2 separate regions of the Homo sapiens genome follow, and region 2 is linked to region 1. A link is a loop called in an ENCODE intact Hi-C map of the cell type or tissue named here. Cell type or tissue: pancreas. All regions are shown on one strand. Links, peaks and the distances in the headings refer to the core of each region. The heading gives the core; the rest is flanking DNA.

What was found. Peaks named below come from ENCODE experiments on the same cell type or tissue, not always from the same donor. Only the 100,000 strongest peaks of a DNase experiment are listed, where the experiment ranks them.
Region 2: it touches region 1 in a loop (2.1-fold over the local background); 7 of 110 quality-filtered maps call a loop at or near these places.

Annotation. Positions count from the first base shown.
Region 1 is chr20:62,495,678-62,506,535 of GRCh38, reverse strand. It overlaps LOC124904947 (a long non-coding RNA gene), which reads left to right and starts at 10,522. Exons shown (of 2, transcript XR_007067707.1): 1 at 10,522-10,673. RefSeq lists enhancers at 4,274-4,503, 5,969-6,469, 9,445-9,951, 9,952-10,457. In pancreas, for the core only: a CTCF peak has its summit at 6,191 (motif pointing left); DNase peaks (open chromatin) are centred at 3,665, 3,988 and 6,195.
Region 2 is chr20:62,423,224-62,434,081 of GRCh38, reverse strand. It overlaps RBBP8NL (RBBP8 N-terminal like), which reads left to right and starts at 6,543. Exons shown (of 14, transcript NM_080833.3): 1 at 6,543-6,622. LOC105372710 (a long non-coding RNA gene) reads right to left here and starts at 6,252. Exons shown (of 4, transcript NR_187662.1): 1 at 6,109-6,252; 2 at 4,764-5,007; 3 at 3,018-3,218; 4 at 2,573-2,822. RefSeq lists a silencer at 7,035-7,329 and enhancers at 6,944-7,703, 10,282-10,858. In pancreas, for the core only: a CTCF peak has its summit at 6,440; DNase peaks (open chromatin) are centred at 5,641, 6,441, 7,171, 8,609 and 3 weaker places; H3K4me3 peaks cover 983 bases; H3K27ac peaks cover 1,865 bases.

The DNA of each region.
Region 1 (10,858 bases), core at 1,745-9,744:
AAGAAAAAAAAAATGTATTGATGGGGTAGGAGGAAGAAGGACCGTGTAATCGCCCCCGATGTATTCCTTCCGGTCGTGCTTGCCGTGGAATTTCAAGTCCACCTGCCATCCTGGCCTGTCCCACCTATTTCTGGGCCCAAGGCTCCCAGGTGGCTGCTCCTCCTGGCTGAACCACAGGGTCTGAGCCCGGGCAGGCACAAGGCCCAGTGGCCTCTGGGGCCCTAGAGCGCACCTACTGGCCGGGCTGGAGCCCAGCTCTATACCTGGGCAGTAGGGGAGGCTGGCTGGGCAGACAACGCCACACACTGGGAGTCTCTTGGGGTCAGGGAGTCTCCCCACAGGACCCTGGGCCACCCTGGGGCCCTGGCCCCCTCATTCAGCACTATCTGGAGAGTCTCTGAGACCCTTGGAATCAGCCACTGTGTGGGCTGCATTTTTTGAAGATAGAGTGTCCCTGACGAGACCTACCTGAGGCCAAATCCGCATGACACGGGCACATTGCAGGGAGCTGTCAGAGTCAGCCTGGGGACGGGGTCTGCCCGCCCAGCGGCTCCAACATTGCGGGGAGTGTCAGAGTCAGCCTGGGGCCGGGGTCTCCCTGCCCAGGGGCCCCACTGGGCAGGTCAACGTGGAGGGGCAAGTAGGAGCTGGCACTCAGCCTCATGTCGGCCAGCCGGGCCCTGTGACGTAGGTCCACCCTTGAGATGAGCCAAACCTCATGTCCAGGGCATGTGGCGGGGACACAGGGACCAGTCCACAGCTGTTCTGCCTAACAGCATGAGCGGCCAGCCCCTGCTCACAGCAAATCCACTCTCCTGGGTGTGGCAGAAGGAGAAGCACAGCTATGGAGGTGAACCTCGGGTGGCAGCTCCTTACCCTCAGAGAGTTTGCTGACAACAAGGGTCGTGGCCCGTCTGTGTGGAGCCGCAACACAAACGTGGCTGGGTTTGGCCTGGGAATCGCTGCGTCAAGAGGTTCTCGTGCAGCCTGGCAGGGCCCATGCGGAGCTGCAGCCAGTGTGCTCTGTGGCTGAGCGTCCCCGGGGCACAGCAGGGGCCTGAGCTCACCCTGTGCTCTGGGGTCCCCACACGCACCTTGAAGAGGAGCAGGGGACACTCAGGCCAAGTGCCCACCTGCCTGAGACAGTCTTTCAGTTGTTACTTGCCTACTTTAGGGGGTAGGGCTCACCCCCTCCCTGGCATACAGTCAACCTCAACCTCCCACTACTCTACAGCGAGTTCCTAGCCCTCCCCTCTGGGGGCACTGAGCAGGTCTGTGACGTCCCCCACACAAGAAGACTGCTGAGCTTGAAACCACAAGGGCCTGCCTCAAATCCCTGGGCACCTGCTGTGGTTCTTGAGCTCTGGAGGGAGTCCCAGCTTCCCCAACTTCACCACCTTTGGGGTCATTGGGCCAATGCCATGACCCCACTGGACCATGAGCCCACGAGGGTGGGAACTGTCTCCTTAGCCCTTGGCCAGTGACTGACCATAGTAGGTGCACCTGCAGCTGGCTTAGAATAGGGCGCCCACCAAGTCCCACCCAAGATGGGGCCAGGCCCAAGCCCAAGATCCCTCATGGCCCTTGGAGGGTGATGGTGGAGGATGCAGAGAGGAGGGGCCCAAGCCCCCACCTGGCACCAAGGAACAGTAAATGGCAGTGACTGCTCCGTGAGAAAGCCCCCAGCCCACAGAGCCATCATCCAGCAGGTGAACTGAAGTTGTAGGAGGGTGTCTCATGGAGTTCAAACATACCTCAGGAAGATGAAGAGGTCTGCTCTAAAGGCACAGGCAGGAGGTTTCGAAGGCAACCAGAAACTAAAGGGTAAAGAGGAGGGTTTTTTTCTGGAATTAATCCTCAGGCTCTGTTCTGACCTTCTGCTATTCAAAAGGCAAAGGGACAGGACAGAAAAGGGGCCACAGCACTTTCCCATGGTGGGAGTGGGTGCTAAGATGATGATGATGGTTGTGATGATGGCGGTGATGGGGATGATGAAGATGGTGATGGTGATGATGATGACGGTGAAAACGGTGATGGTGGTGATGATGGCGAAGATGGTGATGATGATGATGACAGTGAAAATGGTGATGGTGATGATGGTGGGGATGGTGATGGTGGTGATGGTGATGGTGATGATGGAAATGATGGTGGTGATGGAGATGATGGGGATGGGGTGATGATGGTGTTGGTGATGATGGGGATGATGATGGTGGTGGTGGTGGTGATAACCGCGATGTTAGGAAAAGGCTGTGAGGGACCAGGGACAGATGCTTTTTCTCCTACCTGTTTCCCATCTGCTATATGAGGGGGCTGGGCTGGATCATTCTGGCGTTCTATCAGCTCCCGTGATCTAAGACTAGCCAGAAGGAGCTCTCCCCCTGAGCCTAGAGAATACTTCAAACCCTCCAGGCAGGCGAGTGGGCTGGCTGCGGGGCAGGTGGACAAATGAGCAGGTCAGGATGCCTTAAGGACAGGAATAAGACAGAGACTGACAAAGCAAAGTGCAGGTGCCCCCTCCCTTTCACACGATGCCAGCAGTGAGTGTCACGTGGGGAGCGTCCCCATGACACAAACCTGCCTGGGAGACAAGGAGCCTTCCCTGGACTCTCAGAGGCAAGCAGCCCCTGGTGCCTGTGCCCACCTTGGCGCTGCCAGCCCCATCCTGGCATCCAGGAGCTTGCTCTGGTGCCCGCATGGCCGGTGCCTGCTTTGTCTGCCCAAGAGTGGGGGAGGTGACCAGAGCACCTCACGTTCCACTCACCCGTTCCCTCAGGGCCTCCCTGCCTCCCCAGAGAGGATGCTGAGCCCCTCCAGCTGCCAGATCCAGCCTGTCACAATCAGGCCACCACTGGTAAGCCTGGGCCAGGAGCGAGCAGACGAGACGCAACCCCCACCAGCCTCCCCTTCCCCTCCCCACTCTGTCCTGGCTCCTGCTGTCTGTGTCTCCCGCCTGACATCTGACGCCTTTGGTATCAGAGGGGTCAGAGGCTGGGGAAGCCAGGAGTCTGCTGATAAGGGTGTGCTCCCCACTCGGGGCTCTAAGGTCACAGCCCCCATCCACAGCTTGTGGGGGTCTCTGATAAGGTGGCGTTGGAGCACAGAGCTGAGGGAGAAGAGGGGGAGAACCGGGACATCAGGGTCTGGGCATGGCAGGGAGGAGGAGAATATGCAGAGTCCTGAGGCAGGAGCACGCTCATTAACGAAGTCCTGCCGGGACCTCTAGGTGCAAATTCACCTTGGCGGTGTCAAGGATGCTGCTGAGGAGGGGTCACCTGCCAAGGCCAGATGGCCGGTTTGTCAGGGGCTGGGGGAGGCAGCCAGGGCACCCCATCCACCCCGGCTACAGGATTTTGGCAGCGCCGGGCGAGAAGTCTGAGAATCGCCCTCCACAGCTTGGAGAGCTTGGTTGTTTTGAATATTTTCACTTAAAAGGATTCCCACCTGAAGGTTCTCTAGGAGACATGTGGGGACAGCCATCCTCATCCCTTGCACCCAACAGAGGGTCTGTCCTGGGACCCAGGCACTCCTGCAGTGTCTGTGGAGCAGCCCTTCTCAGAGGCGGTTTGCTTCCACCTGCCCATGATCAGGTCCAAGGAGCGGGGCCGGCGGCTCCCTGCACCTCCTCGCAGGTTGAGCAGCTGTTGGCAAAGGCCAACGTAGGGGCAGATGCCTGGGGTCCCGACCATGATCAGGAAGGGCAGCTCCGGGCCAAGGCTGCTCACAGGCCGGGAGGTGGGGAGTAGGGCGAGGTCAAGCACCAGAGGAAGGGGCTGGCAGGGGTGACCAGGAAGAGGAGGAGCAGGGACGTGGAGAGCCAGCGCATAGGAGCTCACAGCCCCTCTCATCTGCTCGAGAGCTTCCATCTGGGAAGAGCTGAGGCCCAAGGCCCACTGCTCTGTGGGAGCCCCACCCGGCCCTCCGTTGAGCCCATGGGTCAGGGCAAGGCTGCGCCCCAGAAGCATGAGCTGGCCCCAGCAGACCTGCTCTCCCTGCCACAGAGCCCCAGGAGCTGTCAGGGAGCTGGGCCCTCTCCCTGACCCTCATGTCCCCACCCTCCATGACCCAGCTCCCGAGAGCCGACCCTGCTGGGAGCCTCCTGGCTGGGCCACCCCTAGCAGGCCAGCCCAGGGCACTGCTCCTTCCTGTAATCCCACCCCACACACCAAGACCCACACCCAGGCAGGGGGATGAAATGGGCAGCATAACCGCGGGTGGCCTAGCCCACCACACTCACTTGAGACCCCTGAGCAGCCTGCGGCCACCCAGCCCCACCTCAGGGTCTGAGTCTCGGTGCATCTACGAAGTGGGTCTTTATGAGGCCTCTCTCACACTGCTATGAAGAAATACTCAACTGGGTAATGTATAAAGAAAAGAGGTTTGGTTGACTCACCGTTCCGCCTGGTTGGGAAAGCCCCAGGAAACTTACAATCATGGCGGAAGGCACCTCCTCACAGGGTGACAGGAGAAAGAATGAGCACAGAGCAAAAGGGGGAAAAGCCCTTATGAGACCATCAGATCACATGAGACTCATTCACTGTCTTGAGAACAGCATGGGGGAACCGCCCCCATGATCTCATCACCTCCACGAGGTCCCTCTGCCAACCAACACATGAGGATTACAATTCAGTTACAACTCAAGATGAGATCTGGGTGAGGACACAGAGCCAGACCATATCAGGGTCCATACTCGGGGTGGTGAGGGGCCCATGCCACATGCTGGGAGATCTCAGCCCTGCCGGGCACAAGCTCAACTAACAGGGTCATTGCCAAGTACTCACAGCCATCCTCAGAGCCACAGGCTGCCCCTGGGCCCAAGGTCCCGCTGCCACACAGAGACTATCCTTGACCTCACAGGTGCCCTCATCTCTGCTCACAAACCCTCTGGAGATGTCAACACAGGGCCAGGTGCAGGGCCAGTCTGCTGGGGTCACCTGGAGCCAAAGAGAAGACCCTGGTCCTGGAGCCTGCTGGGGGATCCCCACTACACAGCCAAGCCGCCTGAGATGCCGCCGTCACAGGCCAGCTGCTCAGAAAGCTGGGGCTTCGGGGCTTGCGTGGCATCCACGGCTCCCAACTCACGACAGTACACGCAGACACACGCTCACCCGCACACATGAACACCCACACTAGCAGTACACTCAGACACACACTCACCTGCACACACACTCACACTAGCAGTACACGCAGACACTCTCTCACTCGCACACACGAACACCCACACTAGCAGTACACGCAGACACACACTCACCCGCACACACAAATCCCAACCCACGACAGTACACGCAGACACACGCTCACCCGCACACACAAATCCCAACCCACACTAGCAGTACACACAGACACACGCTCACCCGCACACACGAACACCCACACTAGCAGTACACGCAGACACACACCTGCACACACAAACACCCACACTAGCAGTACACGCAGACACTCTCTCACTCGCACACACGAACACCCACACTAGCAGTACATGTAGACACACACTCACCCGCACACACAAATCCCAACCCACGACAGTACACGCAGACACACGCTCACCCGCACACATGAACACCCACACTAGCAGTACACGCAGACACCCGCTCACACACACACACGAACACCCACACTAGCAGTACACGCAGACACCCACTCACCTGCACACACGAATCCCAACCCACGACAGCAGAGGCAGACACCCTCTCACCTGCACACACAAACACCCACACTAGTGCAGGAGGCCAGGCCTGCACACACCCTCACACGTATGGACATATGTATGACACAAGTTCACAGACACCCTCACACCCACACATACACAGTAAGACATGCCTGCACACACCTTCACACGCATGGACACACACGCTGGCTCACACCCTCACACACATATACAGTAAGACACACAAATACACCCTCACACTCACACATATACACCCCTGCACACGCCCTCACACGCATGGACACACCTTCACATGCACAGACACGCTCACAGAGACACCCTCACAACTACACGTATACAGTAAGACATGCCTGCACACACCCGCACACGCACACAGGCTCACAGACACCCTCACACCCACACATACACAGTAAGACACGCCTGCACACACCCTCACACTCATGGACACACAGACACGCTGGCTCACACCCTCCCCCCGCCCTCCCGCACACCCACGTTGGACACGGCCTCGGACTCCCCCTGGTGGTGAAGCTCCGCACACACCGGGCGTTTTCTCCGGGGACCGACGGGCAGGGGCAGCCCTGGGCCCACGCTCTGGATTCTGACCGCCTGGGGGTTGGGGGACGGTGCGGCTGTGACCCTTCCTGTTCACTCTGAGCTTCACTTGAGTCTGAGCTCCTGACTCCCCCGGGCTCCGGCCCATCACACACACACAGCCGTTGCAGGAATAAGGCTTCTCCCACAGACGCTCAATCACATTGCTGAGTTACGAATGGAGACACCTAAATTTATTTTCCCAAGCACCTTGTGAATGGAGCTGCTGGGGCTCCGGGCTGGTCACGGCATCTGTCCAAAGTGGAGGGGGTGTGCTGGTGTCTTCTACGCCAAGGGGACAACTGTCCAGGTTAAGCGTCGGCCCACATCCCGATTTCGGTTCCTGGCCTGGCTCCCTGATGCGGGACAGAGCTGAGCACGCCCGTGCGGGGCTTACTGAACGCTCCTCTCTAGATCCCCGCACCTTTAACTTGGGGGAATCTATTGTGCACGATCAGTTCTTCCTGTTTCTTCTCTGTCTCTGCGTTTGAACGGGTATAACCCCAGGAAGATGAGACCTCCCTACGCCAGGTTCTCAGAGGCAGCTGCTGCTCAGTTTCTTTGACGTCCTTAAATAAATCTTTCTAAAGGAACCCACCATGGTGGCCACAAGAGGTGAAGCAGCATCACTCTTGACCTGCACAGCGACCGCAAAAATAAACCAGGACCTTCCTGCAGAGGCTCGCCCATCCCAGCCTGCGGCTCCTTGATCCCCAGGACCTGAGCTGGGCGTAGAAAAGCATTAGGGACCCATGGCCCCAAGAAGGCTTCCTGCTTGACAAGGCAGAGACGGAGAGAGGACTGGGATGTGTCCATTGCTCCCACATCGGGGGTCCCTGCCCCATGCCGAGACCAAGGACCCCCCTTCGTTCCTGCCCTGCCCTTCCCCAGGCAGGGGGATGGAATGGGCAGCATAACCGTGGGTGGCCTAGCCCACCACACTCACTTGAGACCCCTGAGCAGCTGCTCTCAGCTCTGGAAGCTGCTGGAAGACCCCAGCCCACCTTCCTGGCACCTTTGCTGCCATAAAGAGATGCCTTCCCTACCTGGAAACTGTTGGTGACTGACTTGTAATGACATCGCAGCTGTCTCTCTCCCTCCCTGTTTCCCCAGCCTCACTTCCCTAACTGCTCTCCTCTGCTGCCCGCTGCATGCCAAGCCCACCTCTCTCAGACTGTCAGGGTCTGGGGAGGGGTCAGCCAAGGTAGGTCCCAGCTGCCCCCACCCTCCAGCGGCCATCCCAATACTGACCCATCCCAACACCGACCCACCCCAACACCCACCCATCCCCAAAACTCACCCACCCATTGCCAACACGGACCAACCCCAACAACCACCCATCCCCAACACTTACCCACCCCAACACCCACCCACCCCAACACGGACCCACCCCAACACCCACCCATCCCAACACCCACCCACCCCAACACCCACCCACCCCAACACCCACCCATCCCAACACCCACCCACCCCAACACCCAACCATCCCAACACCGACCCACCCCAACACCCACCCACCCCAACATAGACCCATCCCAACACCCACTCAATGCAACACTCACCCATCCCCAACACCCACCCATCCCAACACCCACCCACCCCAACACCCATGCACCCCAACACCCACCCATCCCCACCACCCACCCATCCCAACACGGACCCGCCCATCCCCAGCACCCACCCATCCCAACACCCACCCACCCCAACACCCACCCACCCCAACACGCACCCATCCCCAACACGGACCCATCCCAACACCCACCCACCCCAACACCCACCCATCCCCAACACCCAACCATCCAAACACCCACCCATCCCCAACACGCACCCATCCCCAACACAGACCCATCCCAACACCCACCCACCCCAACACCCACCCATCCCAACACCCACCCATCCCCAACATGGACCCATCCCAACACCCACCCACCCCCACACCCACCCATCCCCAACACCCACCCATCCCAACACATACCCACCCCAACACCCACCCACCCCAACACTCTCCCATCCCCAACACCCAGCCATCCCAACACCCACCCACCCCAACACGGACCCACCCCAACAGCCACCCATCCCAACACCCACCCATCCCCAACACGGACCCACCCCAACACCCACCCACCCCAACACTCTCCCATCCCCAACACCCAGCCATCCCAACACCCACCCACCCCAACAAGGACCCACCCCAACAGCCACCCACCCCAACAGCCACCCACCCCAACACCCACCCATCCCCAACACTCTCCCATCCCCAACACCCAGCCATCCCAACACCCACCCACCCCAACACGGACCCATCCCAACAGCCACCCATCCCAACACCCACCCACCCCAACACCCACCCACCCCAACACGGACCCACCCCAACACTCTCCCATCCCCAACACCCAGCCATCCCAACACCCACCCACCCCAACACGGACCCATCCCAACAGCCACCCATCCCAACACCCACCCACCCCAACACCCACCCATCCCCAACACCCACCCACCCCAACACCCACCCACCCCAACACTCTCCCATCCCCAACACCCAGCCATCCCAACACCCACACACGCCAACACGGACCCACCCCAACACCCACCCACCCCAACACCCACCCATCCCCAATACGGACCCACCCCAACACCCACCCACCCCAACACTCTCCCATCCCCAACACCCACCCATCCCAACACCCACCCATCCCCCACACCCACCCCCCCTTCCCCTGCTACACAGGATGTTCCTCCAGAGACCCCAGAACCACCCCCTGGGCTGACACTTTAGGGCTCCACAGACAGAATGACACTGTGGCATCGCCCCCTTTGACGTTTCCGACTTTCTGAACTGTCTCCAGCCAGCGCATCCTCGGAGCTGCTGTGGAGACGAACACGCTCCTCTGGGTATGCGAGGGCAGCTGGGGTCTGTGCTCCGCTCCCGTGGCCCCTCCCCCTGGTGCTTTTCTCCAGAGTGATTTGGTGGCTGTGGCTCTGCGGGAAGTTATGCTTGGGAGACCCGTCCCCAAGTATCAAATACTTCAAGACCTTCCTCCTGGCCCTCCCCTGAGGCCCGGGTCCCTGGGGGCCTGACATTGCAGCCACCTCAGAGGTTGCAGAGACTCAGCAGCAGCTTTGGAGGACACAGCACTGAGCCCCTGGCCCCACAGCAGATCCCAAGGCACCAAAGGCAGCACTCGTGCCAGGTGGGGACAAGTCACACGGACGACCAGGGCCCGAGCCCGCAGCTGCGCCTCCCACAGCCAAGGGTGGCAGACGGTGCAGCCCTGCCCACTGGGGCCTCGCCCTCCGCCAGCCTCCCCGAGGCCGTCCTCTGACCCTCTGACCCGCACACCCCCGAGGTGGCTGCATCAACAATTTCTCCTCGTTTCGTGTGAAATAAATGGTCGTTTGTGTCTAAGCATGCTGGCATTTGCCTGGATTTAATTTGGCAACAAGAAATGAGAGTTTCGGGGCCCATCCATGCTCTGTACACGCTCAGGTGCTGGTGGCCCTGGGAGAGGAGATTCAGTCTGTTTGCAACGAGCTGGAGTCATATTGGGTCGGGGAGGGGGGCTCCTAAAGCCCTGGCGCTGTCTGGGTCCCGAACGCCCGGCGCCTCCTGGAGACCCTCGCAGACCCAGGTCCCAGAGAAGTGCCCCGCGAGCCACCAGGGGCGCGCATCGCCTGTCAGCCCCCACCCCCACCCTGCAACCCTCCAACCCATCCAGGAGGGTCGGGCGTCGCCTGCCGGAACCGCCACCCCCACCCCGCAACCGCCCATCCCTCCCAACCCACCCAGCAGGGTCCGGGGCTCGGGAAGGGGGCTCAGGTGGAGGACGCACAGGCCCTGCGTGTGGCTGCTCAGACAGGGAGGGCGGACCAGGATCTCCCTGGTTCTGGCCCTGCGGGGATGGAAATACGCCACTCAGCCGAGGCCCCACAAGCCCAGTCCTCCACTCCCCAGGCAGCCTCCCTGACCCCCCTGCACCTCTGCGAGACCACCATCCAGGCACCGCTTGAGAGCCCAGATGACAGAGGCAGGCCAGCTCCCAGAAAGCCGGGAAAGCCCTGCGGATGTGCTGAGGCCACTGGCCCTGCGCTTGACCCCACCTGTGTCCACACACCCAGCCCTCTGCATGGAAATCGCCACTGCTGACCCATGGGACGGGGCCAGGTGGAGACACACGGGTCACCCGGCCCTCCCTACAAGGGGGAGTGGGCGGGAGGAGGAGCGGGCACGAGGCCTGAAGGGCCAGACTCAGGAGCAGCCGGGAGACGCCAGCAGCCAGGGGCTGGGGCTGTTTCTTTCTCCTCTGCAAACTGAGCTGAGCTGTGGGCAGCCTCACCCCCACCTGTGAGAAAACAGCCTGGGGAAGGTAAATGGCCTTCTGGGAGCCTTTGGAGTAATCACCTTCCTGGGTGCCAGGTGAGTCCAGGGGCCGCCAGCTCCACGGGAGGTGCCGGGAGCCCGGGCCGGGGCTGGGAGGAGCAGGGAGGCCACAGGGGCCAGAGCCTAGGGAACCTCTGTCTGTACCCCTCCCTCCAGAAGCCTCCGTCTGTCACCCACACGTGCTCAGCAAACCTCCCTCTGTGGCAGGTGGTGAGGGAGGT
Region 2 (10,858 bases), core at 1,224-9,223, 72 kb after region 1:
TGATGTATGGACCGTGCCTCCCCGACACCAGGCTCCTGGCCACAAGGCACAGGTTATGACATCTCGATCTGACACAGTCTCCGTGTGCTGCAGGACGACGCGGTTTTATTATCTGTGACGTGCCAGCAGACAGCCCAGCTCAGTCCGGGGATCGCTCCCATCACAGACACCTCCTTGTCCCTGCTCCGGCCTGCCCTCCAAAATCACGGATCAAGTTATCCCGACCGACAGAGATTTATGGTCCCATTTTACTCTCGTTAAATTCCCACAGCTCAAGGAAGCTGAGGCCACTCCGTGCAGACGCCCGGTCTGGGAGCGCTGCCACAACTGTTTCTAGCCAGGGAACAAAGTCAGCAGAGAGGAAGTCCAGAAGCACTGGCCAGGCTCGAGGTGGCCATCGCTGCCCCGTGGCAGCCCCTGCCAGCCTGAGCCATCATCCCTCCTCTGTCCGGCCCGTCTGCCAAGGCTGGCACTGCCCTGGAAAATGGTGACAAAATAAGAACCATCTCAGGAGTGTCGCTAGGACCCTCAGTGAGTGGCACAGCCCTGGGCCCTGGCACAGAACCCCTCTCATTTAACCCACACCCTCCAGGAGAGAGGCACCAAGGCAGCCCCACTGTCTCAAAAAGGAAGCTGAGGTCAGAGGTCAAAATGGCCCGGGGTACCCGCTGGTTCACCCCCAGGCACCTCTGCCCCCTCCCCGGAGCCTCCACCCCACACATCCCAGGCAAGAGCCCAACCAGGACTTGGCCTGGGAAGACCCCTCCCAGCCATCCCCCCAGTTCCACACACAGGGTCCCCATTCCACAGGTACCCTCATTTTCATAATATTTAACAAAGGTATAGGAACAAATAGTTTAGCCAGAGTAAAAGGCTTCTGTCGGCTCTTTAGGAAACACAGCCCTCCCCTAAACCACTCCCCAGTTCTCACCAAGCAGGGCCCATCCCGTCTCAGCCCAGAGGAACCTTTAGGCTTTGCCTCTTAGCACTTGAGTTTTCTGGGTAAGACACAACCCACCAGGGCCAGGCACGGTGGCTCACACCTGTAATCCCAGCACTTTGGGAGGCCGAGGCGGGAGGATCGCTTGAGCCCAGGAGTTCAAAATCAGCTTGGGCAGAAAAGAGAGACCCCCATCTCTACAAAACATTTTTAAAAATTTAGCCAAGCATGGTGGCGTGTACCTATGGTCCCAGCTACTCAGGAGGCTGAGGTAGGAAGATAACTTGAGCCCAGGGGTTCAAGGCTGCAGCAAGCTATGGTCTTACCACTGCACTTCAGCCTGAGCAACAGAGCAAGACCCTGCCTCAGAGAAAAAGAAAGGAAGAAATGTTTATGAAGTACCACCATATGCCAGGGGCCAAGACAGCAATGAACGGGCAAACACTTCCTGTCTCAAGAAGGTAGCACCCTGAAGACCCCTGAGCCAATACACAGTTTCTACCCAAGACTTGCATCTTACAGGCCTGTTGGGAAAAGGCCTGACCTACCTACAGTCATGGAGGGCTTCCCTGCAGAGGGGTGCTTGGATGCCCAAGAGCTGGCTGGGAGAGGGAGGGGAGCAGCCACAGGGGACTCCAGTCCGTTGGGGATCTGTGGGCCGGTCCAGGAGGGATCAGACCCTAAGGCTCTGAGGAGGCTGATGGCTGTCCTCACCTCGGTGGCAGATGAAGGTCTCAGGGAGGGGTCCACTCACCCCAGCCTGGGCCCCGTGTGCTGCTGTGTCCTATCTTTAGAGCAATCTGATGAGGCGGAGGCATAGGCAAACCCTTACAGGACAGAGGCCGGAGACGGGCACCATGCCCAGGTCTCCCTACCAGGCCCATTCTCCGGCCACACCTTGGGACCCTGGAGCCGATTCCACCCCACACTCTCACAGCCCCAAGAGTAAGGGACTCGCCTGCCTCACCCTAATCCTGTCTTTATATAAAACTTGGTTATTTGGTTCATTGTGAATTTTTCCCATTAATTTAGACTTCTTAAAAATACTACAGTGGCTGGGCGCGGTGGCTCACACCTGTAATCCCAACACTTTAGGAGGCCAAGGCAGGTAGATTACCTGAGGTCAGGAGTTCAAGACCAGCCTGACTAATATGGTGAAACGCCGTCTCTACTAAAAATACAAAAATTAGCTGGGCGTGGTAGCGCATGCCTATAGTCTTAGCTACTCCGGAGGCTGAGACAGGAGAATCACTTGAATCCTGGAGGCAGAGGTTGCAGTAAGCCGAGATCGTGCCACTGCACTCCAGCCTGGGCAACAAGAGCGAAACTCTGTCTCAAAAAAGTAAACGAAAGTTAAACTTAGGGTTACCATAAGCCCCATCAATTGCACTCCTAGATACACACCCAAGAGGACTGAGGACAAGTGTTCAACCAAAATCTCGCACACGCATGTTCACAGCAGGACTATTCACACCAGTGGAAATGTGAGACCACCAAGTGTCCGTCAGTTGATGACTGTGGTCCAGCCGTGCACTGGAATATTATTCAGCTTCAGCCAGGAACAGGAGCGAGACCCAGCTGAATCTTCGAAATATCGTGCTCAGAGAAACAGGCCAGACACGAAGAGCCAAATGCTGTTTGATTCTATTTTTATGAAATGTCCAGAATAAGCAAATCCATAGAGACAGTGACTGCTGCCAGGTACAAGGCTTTCTTGGAGGTGATGAAAATGTTTTGGAATCCGATCACGATGATGGCGGCACAAACTTGTGAATGTACGAATGACACGGAGCGGTTCACCTTAAGAGGGCTGACACTCAGGCAGGTGCTTACATAGAGAAGCATCCAGCAGGAAGCATGCTCACCCCAAGCAGCGGCTCACCTGGGGAGGGGATGAGACGCGACAATAAAAGGAGACTTTGGTCTTATTTGTCATGTTTAGTGCTTCGCAGGAGGGGGCAGGGGGCATCCTTGCAGTTCTTGTATTAGCAAAAAGTAATTTTTAAAAGAGGGTGCCTACGTTATCTTAAGTGAAACAACTCGGACAGAAAGACAAATACTGCAGGTTCTCACTCACAAGGCGAAGCTAAGTCACGTGTGCTCATGGAGCAGAGTGTGGACAGACGGACAACGGGGCCTCGCAGGGTGGAGGGAAGGGAGGATGGGTGGCTGCTCGGGGGTGCCGTGTGCATTGCACCCTCGACCGATGCACAGAAGGCCCTGACTTCACACAGTACAACGTCTCAATGCAGCATCATCGTACTTAAACCCCATGAAGCTATACAAATAAAAATCATGAGAACATAAAATAGGGTGACTAGCAGTGAGACCATGTGGAGGAAAGACGGGGGGCTTGATCCTTCCCCCCACCAAGAAAGCCTCCGCCCTCCCAAGTGCCCAGGCAGGGCCCACATCTGCACCCCTCCTGCCCAGTGCAGCCTGGCCCCATGGGCACACAGCACCCGCCATCAGGATGCCCCCCAGCCGGGCCAGCAAGGGCTTGTCTGCAGGGAGGGTGGGGATGGGCCCCGGTTGTCACAGAAGGCAGTCCCATTCCTGCAGGGCCGTGCTAATAGGTGACCCATTTATCTGGGGGCCAGGGCTGCAGGGCTGGCCTGACCTGGCCACTGCACTGGCCACCCCACCCTTTATCTATCGCTCCAGTAACACAAATACCAGGCAGCAGGGCCGGCTTTTAAAGGTGCGTTTTACAGCGAGATGCCTTTGAAGCTTATCTCCCACCCCTCCCAGCTCAGAGATAAAAGGCTGCCTCACCTCTGGGGTGGGGCATTGGGCCCCCATCTGGCCTAGGAAGCAGGTGTAGGGGGCCATGAAGAGCCCTCTTGGTCCCTCACCCCAGGCCCAGCAGCCCCAGCCCCTCAGGTGCAGGTGGGGGTGGCTGCCAGGGCTGGGAGGCCACACACACACTTGGGGCCTCATTCCTCAGCTGTATAATGGGGCGATGGAGCAGCCCCCACGCTGAAACCTGGCCACGGTTTGCCAGCAGCGTGTTGAGGCCTTGCTGCCTCATTCTGCAATGCTTCCTGCGAGCCCGGACGCCGGTGCCTGGGTGTCCATCACACCCCCCAGCTCCTGGCTGATCAGGATTCAACAGACATCGGCTGAATGAATGAACAGGTGAGTGGTACCAGGAGAGGAACCCCTTTCACCCTCATCAGCCCTGCAAGGGACAAGTAAACTGAGACTCAGACAGTGCCCTCTGTGTGCCCGATTCTCACAGCCAAAAGCCCCGTAAATGTGTGAGTCACGTTCTTGGCCATCCATGTGCCCAGAGCCTGGACAGGGCCTGGTGGGCAGCCAGGAAATGGGTCTTGGATGGTTGCATGAATGAACAAAGGGGCACACAAACCCACGGCTGCAGAAGGACGCCGACCTCCAGCGACATTCGACCTCCTCCTCCTCTCCCAGCCTTCCCTCCTTCTCTGCCCACAGTGCAGGTGCAGTGCCAGGGGGCCGACGATGTTGCCTGGAGTTCAGGGTAGGAGGCTGCTGGCCTGGGGTTGCCACCTTCTCCCTGGGGACCCAGCCACAGGCACAACCTGCACGGGCACCTCTGTCCTGTATCACCAAGGCCTGGACATGGCGGGGTGGGGTCCCTGGCCAATGAGCCAGGGCAGGCAGGCACGAAAACTGGCTCAGTCCAGGAGGTCGCTTGGCTTTGCTCAGGGAGGAACTCAAGGTCGAGCCGGTGGTGTTAGACAGCAGCTTTGATTGAAACAGCCATGCATGGCAGATGCAGAGGGACCCCTCCTTGTGAGGCAGGGCTCCCCACAGGCAGTGAGCCCAGAGCTCACATTCATACCTGGAGGCTGCAAGTTCAAAATCAAGGCACCAACTTGTTCCACGTCCGGAGAGGACTCACTTCCCGGTTCATAGACGGCACCATCTCGGGTCCTCACATGGTGGAAGGGGCAAGGGACCTCCCTGGAGCCGCTTGTAGAAGGACACTGATCCCCCAGCAGAGCTGCAGCCTCACGAACTTGCCATCTCCCAGAAGCCCCGCCTCCTAACATCATTGCCTGGGGCGTTAGGATTTCAACGAGAATCTGGGGTAGACACAAAAAACATCCAGACCACAGCACAAAGCAGCTACACATGTCCACGCACACATGTGCACACACACACGTGCAACACATGCACACACAGGCACACACATGTAAGACATGCACACACATTCGTATCCCCACACACACACACACACACACGTGCACACAGTCCCCACACAGGCACACACAAAACACACGCCAGCAGCAAGCAGACCCCACTCACAAAGGGCCCAGCCAGGAACAGGGAGGTGGCCGGAGGAGGGGCCTCCACGAAGTTCCCAGGCCAGCCAGAGCTGGAGTGGCCCATGCTGACCACAACCCCCTCCCAAGAGCCTGGTCCTGAGTGGGAGGGCATCGTGGGGCCAGAGATGACCCAGCCCTCATCCCAAACCCAGAGCTGGCCACCAGCCACCAGCAGGGGCCCTGCCAGGGAGCAGGAAGTCCGTCCTCCCCTCGCGGCAGCGGCTACAGGCCAGGCTCCCAGGCTTCCTCCTCTGAGCCCCGTGCATTCCTGGGGTACTCGGGTGCGCTGGGGATCATGGCCCCAAGGACTCGGGAACCCCCGCTCTGCTTCCGTGCAGAGCTAAGACAGGCTGAGGATGAGGCAGAGGCGGAGGTGGAGGCGGGGAGGAGGGAGTGGGGAGGGGTCGTGGGTAGGACACAGGGGGCAAGGCATGAGGGGGTCAGGGCTGTACCCCGCAGCCACAGTGTTGCTGTCCAGGGAACACACACGAGACCACAGTGTGAGGCTGCTCCAGCACCTGGGCCGTGCCACCCGGGGCCAGGCCAGCCCCCAGCCTATTTGCCCCCCTGGGCTCCACCTGGCCGGGGGCACCCAGCCTACCTGGAGACTGGAGAAGCCCACTCACAAGCACTCACAGACCCCGGGCAGACTGCGCAGACCAGAGGCCCAGCATGCGCCCAGTCCCCCTCAAGCAGAAGGCCTGCTTCCCCAGGCAGGGCGGGGCAGGCTGGGCGGGTCGCTTCCCATAGCAGCTGCTGGATTTCTGTCCACTGGGTTCTGGCAGGGACAGCTCTTGAGCTTATTATCCCCAATTTACAGACAGGGAAACCGAGGCCAGAAAGGGGACTGTCACCTACCTATGGTCAGCCCACGGTGAGCTGAGCTGTGAACAGCAGGAAGGACCACTCTGTGTCAGAGGCCCTACCACCTGTCCCGAGGTGGCGAGACAGCACATTTGCTCACTCCCACCTGCAGCCCCCGACCCAGGCACCCCTGCAAGCCCCCCACCCTTCCCCGCCCGGGCCCTCCGTGTCACAGGCACCAAACTGGATTCTCAGTGCTAACCAGCTTGGCTCCTGCAGCCCAGCCTCACAGTGATTATGAGGAAACAATCCCAACTCTATGTGGCTTCAGACCCAACCTGTCCGGCCACTTTCTGCGAGATGGCAGAACCCGCCTGGCGGCTCAGGGCAGTCTCTGCCTCCTTTCTGCTCCTGGCTGGGAGAATCGAAAACCTGTCAAGCGGGTTTGGCCAAAATCCTGTCTTGTTGCCTGTGCAGGTTCACAGCCCGCTCACTTCTCTCTCCCTGTGAAGAGCGTGGGGGACTCCGCGCAGAGGTCGACAGAGGTTGAGGCAGGGCCAGGAGCCATGTGAGTACCCGGGACCCCGGGGCCAGGCCACCCAAGTAGCCGGGTGAGCTGGGATCCCTGGCTGGGGTGCTCACCAGGGAGGCTGGAGGCCCAGCTTGGACTCCTGCGAGGAGAGCCGCGGGGGTGGGTGGGACTGGACGTCTTCCCTAAGGGGTGGCACAAGGCTGCTCCTGGTCCAGGGACCTAGCAACGGAGAGAGCTCAGTGGGCGTTCCTGGCAGGAGCTGGGTGCAAAGAGGCCAGGCCTAGTCTGGCACCAGGGCCCAGGAAGTGTCCATGGTCTGCTGAGGGGCTTGGGGCATCAGGGACAGGCTGGTGGCCTCGCCCTCCACCCTGGGCCTGTCCCGCCCCACCATCCAGGTTCACAAGAGGATAAGCGGGCGCAGCCACAGGGGTGAGGGTGGTGCAGGGGTGCAGCACCCGCAGCTGGGCACTGAGCAGGGGACTCCTCTGCCGCTGTGTCTGTGGGGAAGCAGCCACAAAGGCGGGCCTTGCTCAACCCCCTCCCCCACGGGCCAGGCCTCAGGGAGCCAGCCGGCAGGGCAGGAGAGCAGCCCGGCCCACCTCCACCTCCGGGAGGGAGTCAGGTTGCAGGGCTGCTGTGCCTGAGCTGCAGGGACACCTCGGCTGGCTCCTCTGTTTATGTGTACACACGAGTGCACGGGCGCACGCGCGTGTGGGGTACACGAGTGCATGTGCACACACAACATGCGTGTGCAGCTGTCCCGGGGGCCCTGCGGCGGTGTGTGCACAGGAGCCTGGGTCAGGGCTCACCACCAACATCTGTTCTACAGTCACAGAAACTGAGGCACGGCCAGACAAGCGACCTGGCCGAAGTCTCCATGGGAGAGGCTTTGCCCATTACCACAGAGGGTGGGAGGAGACTCTGAGGCCATGTCCAGGTCCAAATCTTGCTCCACCTGCTCATCTCTGATCTGCTTCAAGCCTCAGTGTCCAAACCTGTAGAATGAGACAATCAGCACTTCCTCCAAGGCCAGGTGGGCCCCGGCCACATGCATGTGCCCAACCTAGCTATGCAGTGGGTGTTCCACAGGGGCAGCCAGGAGGTGGACAGGGGCAGGGGAATCCCTTGGGGAGAAGCGGGTCAAGGTGCAGAGGGCACCACTCTGAGCTTGGCTTCCTCAGCAAAGCTGCAGGATGGTTTCAGTGCCCATGCAAGTGGGAAAAAGCCTGGTGTGGTGCTTGACACAGAACAGTATGTGATCAACAGCAGCCACTGCCACTGCCACTGCTAATGCCACTGCCACTGCCGCTGCCGCTGCTTCCACTGCCACTGTCACCACTGCCACTGCTACTGCTACCACTGCCACTGCCACTGCTAATGCCACTGCCACTGCCGCTGCCGCTGCTACTTCCACTGCCACTGTCACCACTGCCACTGCTACTGCTACCACTGCCACTGCCACTGCTAATGCCACTGCCGCTGCCACTGCCACTGCCACTCCCACTGCCACTGCTACTGCCACTGCCACTGCTATGCCACTCCCACTGCCACTGCTACTGCTACTGTCACTGCCACTGCTATGCCACTGCCACTGCTATGCCACTGCCACTGCCACTGCTACTGCTGTGGCCATCACCGTTGCTCCTGGATAGGTGGGCAGTCAGTCAGATGGACATACAGACAGCCCAGGCCTCAGAGACGGAGGGTACCAGTGTCCAGCTCCGCACTCCTGCCCCAAAGAGCCTGCTGGGGGTCGGTGGCTGGGGTGGAGAGCAGCCGGCCTGGCAGACGTCCTTGGAGCACTGGTGCCCAGGCGGCTTCTCTGGTTGAGTGCCCTCGGAGAGGCGGGGAGCCCAGTGATGCCCCGGATGCCTCCTGCTCAGACAGCAGAGGAGCTCAGGGGGCCCGGCCTCCCAGAGGACAGGGTAAGAACAGGCATCACTGTGGGTTTTGGCACTCGGCCGGACAATGTCCAGTCCTGCCAGGGCCACAGCTGGGCCTGTGATTCCCTGGCCTGTGTGTGGGAGGCAGGTGGCATCTCCCCTGGGTGTAGCCACAGAGATGCCGTGAGCCCATTGGAGTCCGTAGTGAGCAGCCGTCCAAGGATGAGTGTCATCACCGTCAGAAGCCGGACCTCTGCCCTGAGCGTGGGGAGGGCTGCGTCCTCCTGCACAAGGCCTTTGTGGCAATGAGACTTGACCTTGTCCAAGCACAGAGGGTCCTGCCGTCAGCACTGCTGGACACCTGGGGTCCCACATGAGGGAGGCGCAGGTCATGAGGGAGGCGCAGGTGAATCGGGGTCTCCCTCGGCTGCTCACTGAGCGCTCCTGTCTACGGAGCTCCTGGCCACACAGGCATTACCTGTGAGGAGCTTCTAAGCAGCCTGATACAGGGGCAGGGGTGCTGTCACCCCCAGGTGAGGAAACAGGCTCAGAGAGGAAAAGCAACTTGCCCAAGGCCGCATAGAGAGCAGAGATGGGTCCGAGAGCCCCACCAGGGCTGCTGACTGGGAAGCCCACACCTTTACCCTCCGCCCAGACTGACTCTCCAGCCAGCACCCTTCAGGAATGCGACCCCTGCCCCGCCCCAGCCAGCTCAGCGGGTGGGGGGGGTGCACCCTCTCTGCTGGGGCTCTGAGAATGCGTGAGGTAGGATTAACAACAGCAAACCTCTGCCCCCTCTGAGTGGCCACTCCAGAGTGCCCTGGGAGAGTGGGTGGAGACCCTAGGAGGGCAGGTGCAGGCTCTGGGGGGCCTTTAGAGGGAGGTGGGAGTCCTGAGGGACAGGCAGGGCCCACAGTGCATGTCCATTCCCTGGATGAGGACATGAGGTGGAAGGTGGTCTGCCAGCCTCAGGCTCCCCATGGAGGGCTCTCCTGGGCCCTGTCCGGGGGATAAGAGGCACCCGTTTACTGGATGGGCTCTGTTCCGTTCTGGTGAGAGCAGCACGTCGCCCCTTGGTTTTAAGGAGCAGTCCCCCGAAGGCAAAGGTGCTGGCACCAGTAGCACCTCACTGCAGGAGGCGGAGCTGCCGGCCTGGGTTAGCTGAAGCCCAGCCCGGCTCTCACTAGCTTTGACCGTGGGCAAGACGCCACCTCTGGGTCGTGTTCTCAGTGGCAAAATGGAGCAGAGGGCAAGGCATGGTGGGGTGAGAGTGGTGTCGAGGGGGACAGACATGCGCCCCTCACACCTGCCCCCCCCACGGCCCAGCTGCAAGCAGCAGGTGGGACAGCGGCTCACTAGCCTGCCCTCCCCTTCCCCCACTCCTTCCAGGGGGCTCAGCACCCACAGAGACCCTCCAGCCTGGACTCCCGAGTGGGAGGGTCTGGGAGTGGGAGGAGTGGCTGAGGGTGACCCTGGACCAGAGCTCAGCTCTCTCACCCCAGCCCTGTGAAGCCCCCCATGAGCCTCAGCCCAGCCCCTCCCCGCCCCGGTAGGCTTGCTCCCCCATCACAGCCCCACTGCAGCCCCCACCCAGGCCTGGAGGAGACCCTCCTTCCGAGTTCCCCCAGCCCCAGCACCCCTAGCTGCCCTTGGCAAGCCCAACAAACCCAGAGAAGGCTGACTCGGGAAGAAAAAGCCAGCCCCACTGACCCCGCTGCTGACCCCTGGCTCAAGGCTGCGGGTGCGGGTCTGGGTGAATTTCTACAATCCTGGTTCATTTCTTCTCCCCAAAAGCACCAAGGCTTGCAACTTCCCTCCACCTCCCATCCCTTCCCCGGAGCTCTCCAGCACTCTAGGAGTGCTGCAGGTGGTTTCGGGCACAGAAAGGATCCTGTGAGTGGGAGGCACAGCAGAGGCTCCGTCCCAGCCTCTGCACCACAGTGACTTCACTGGGAAGGAAGCCCACCTCTCGTGTGGACCCCAGAGACCTCTCCCAGGCCCGCAGGCACCATGGGCTCCCTTGGGCGGCTCCTTTATGGGCGTCGGCCCAGCCCACATGGCAGATGCTGGGGGCCAGGGAAGAGTGGCCTGTTGGGCGGGTCTGGGGGGAGTTTCAGGAGCTGCAGCTCCGCCCCCTCCTGGCCCTCCTCAGCTGCTTGAGCCCAGGGAGGCCCCGGCTCTGACATCTTCCTCCCAGGGGCCCCCTTGGCCAGGAAAAGCCAGTGCAGCTGGGTGCACCAGAGCCATGGGGAGGACGCCCCAGTCCACACAGGCAGAGCATGCAGACCCACAGCCCCAGGAGCTGGGCACAACCCAGATCCCACTTCCCACTGGGTGACTGAGACGGGAGGCTTGATCTGTTTGAGCCTCAGTTTCCCCATCTGGAGCG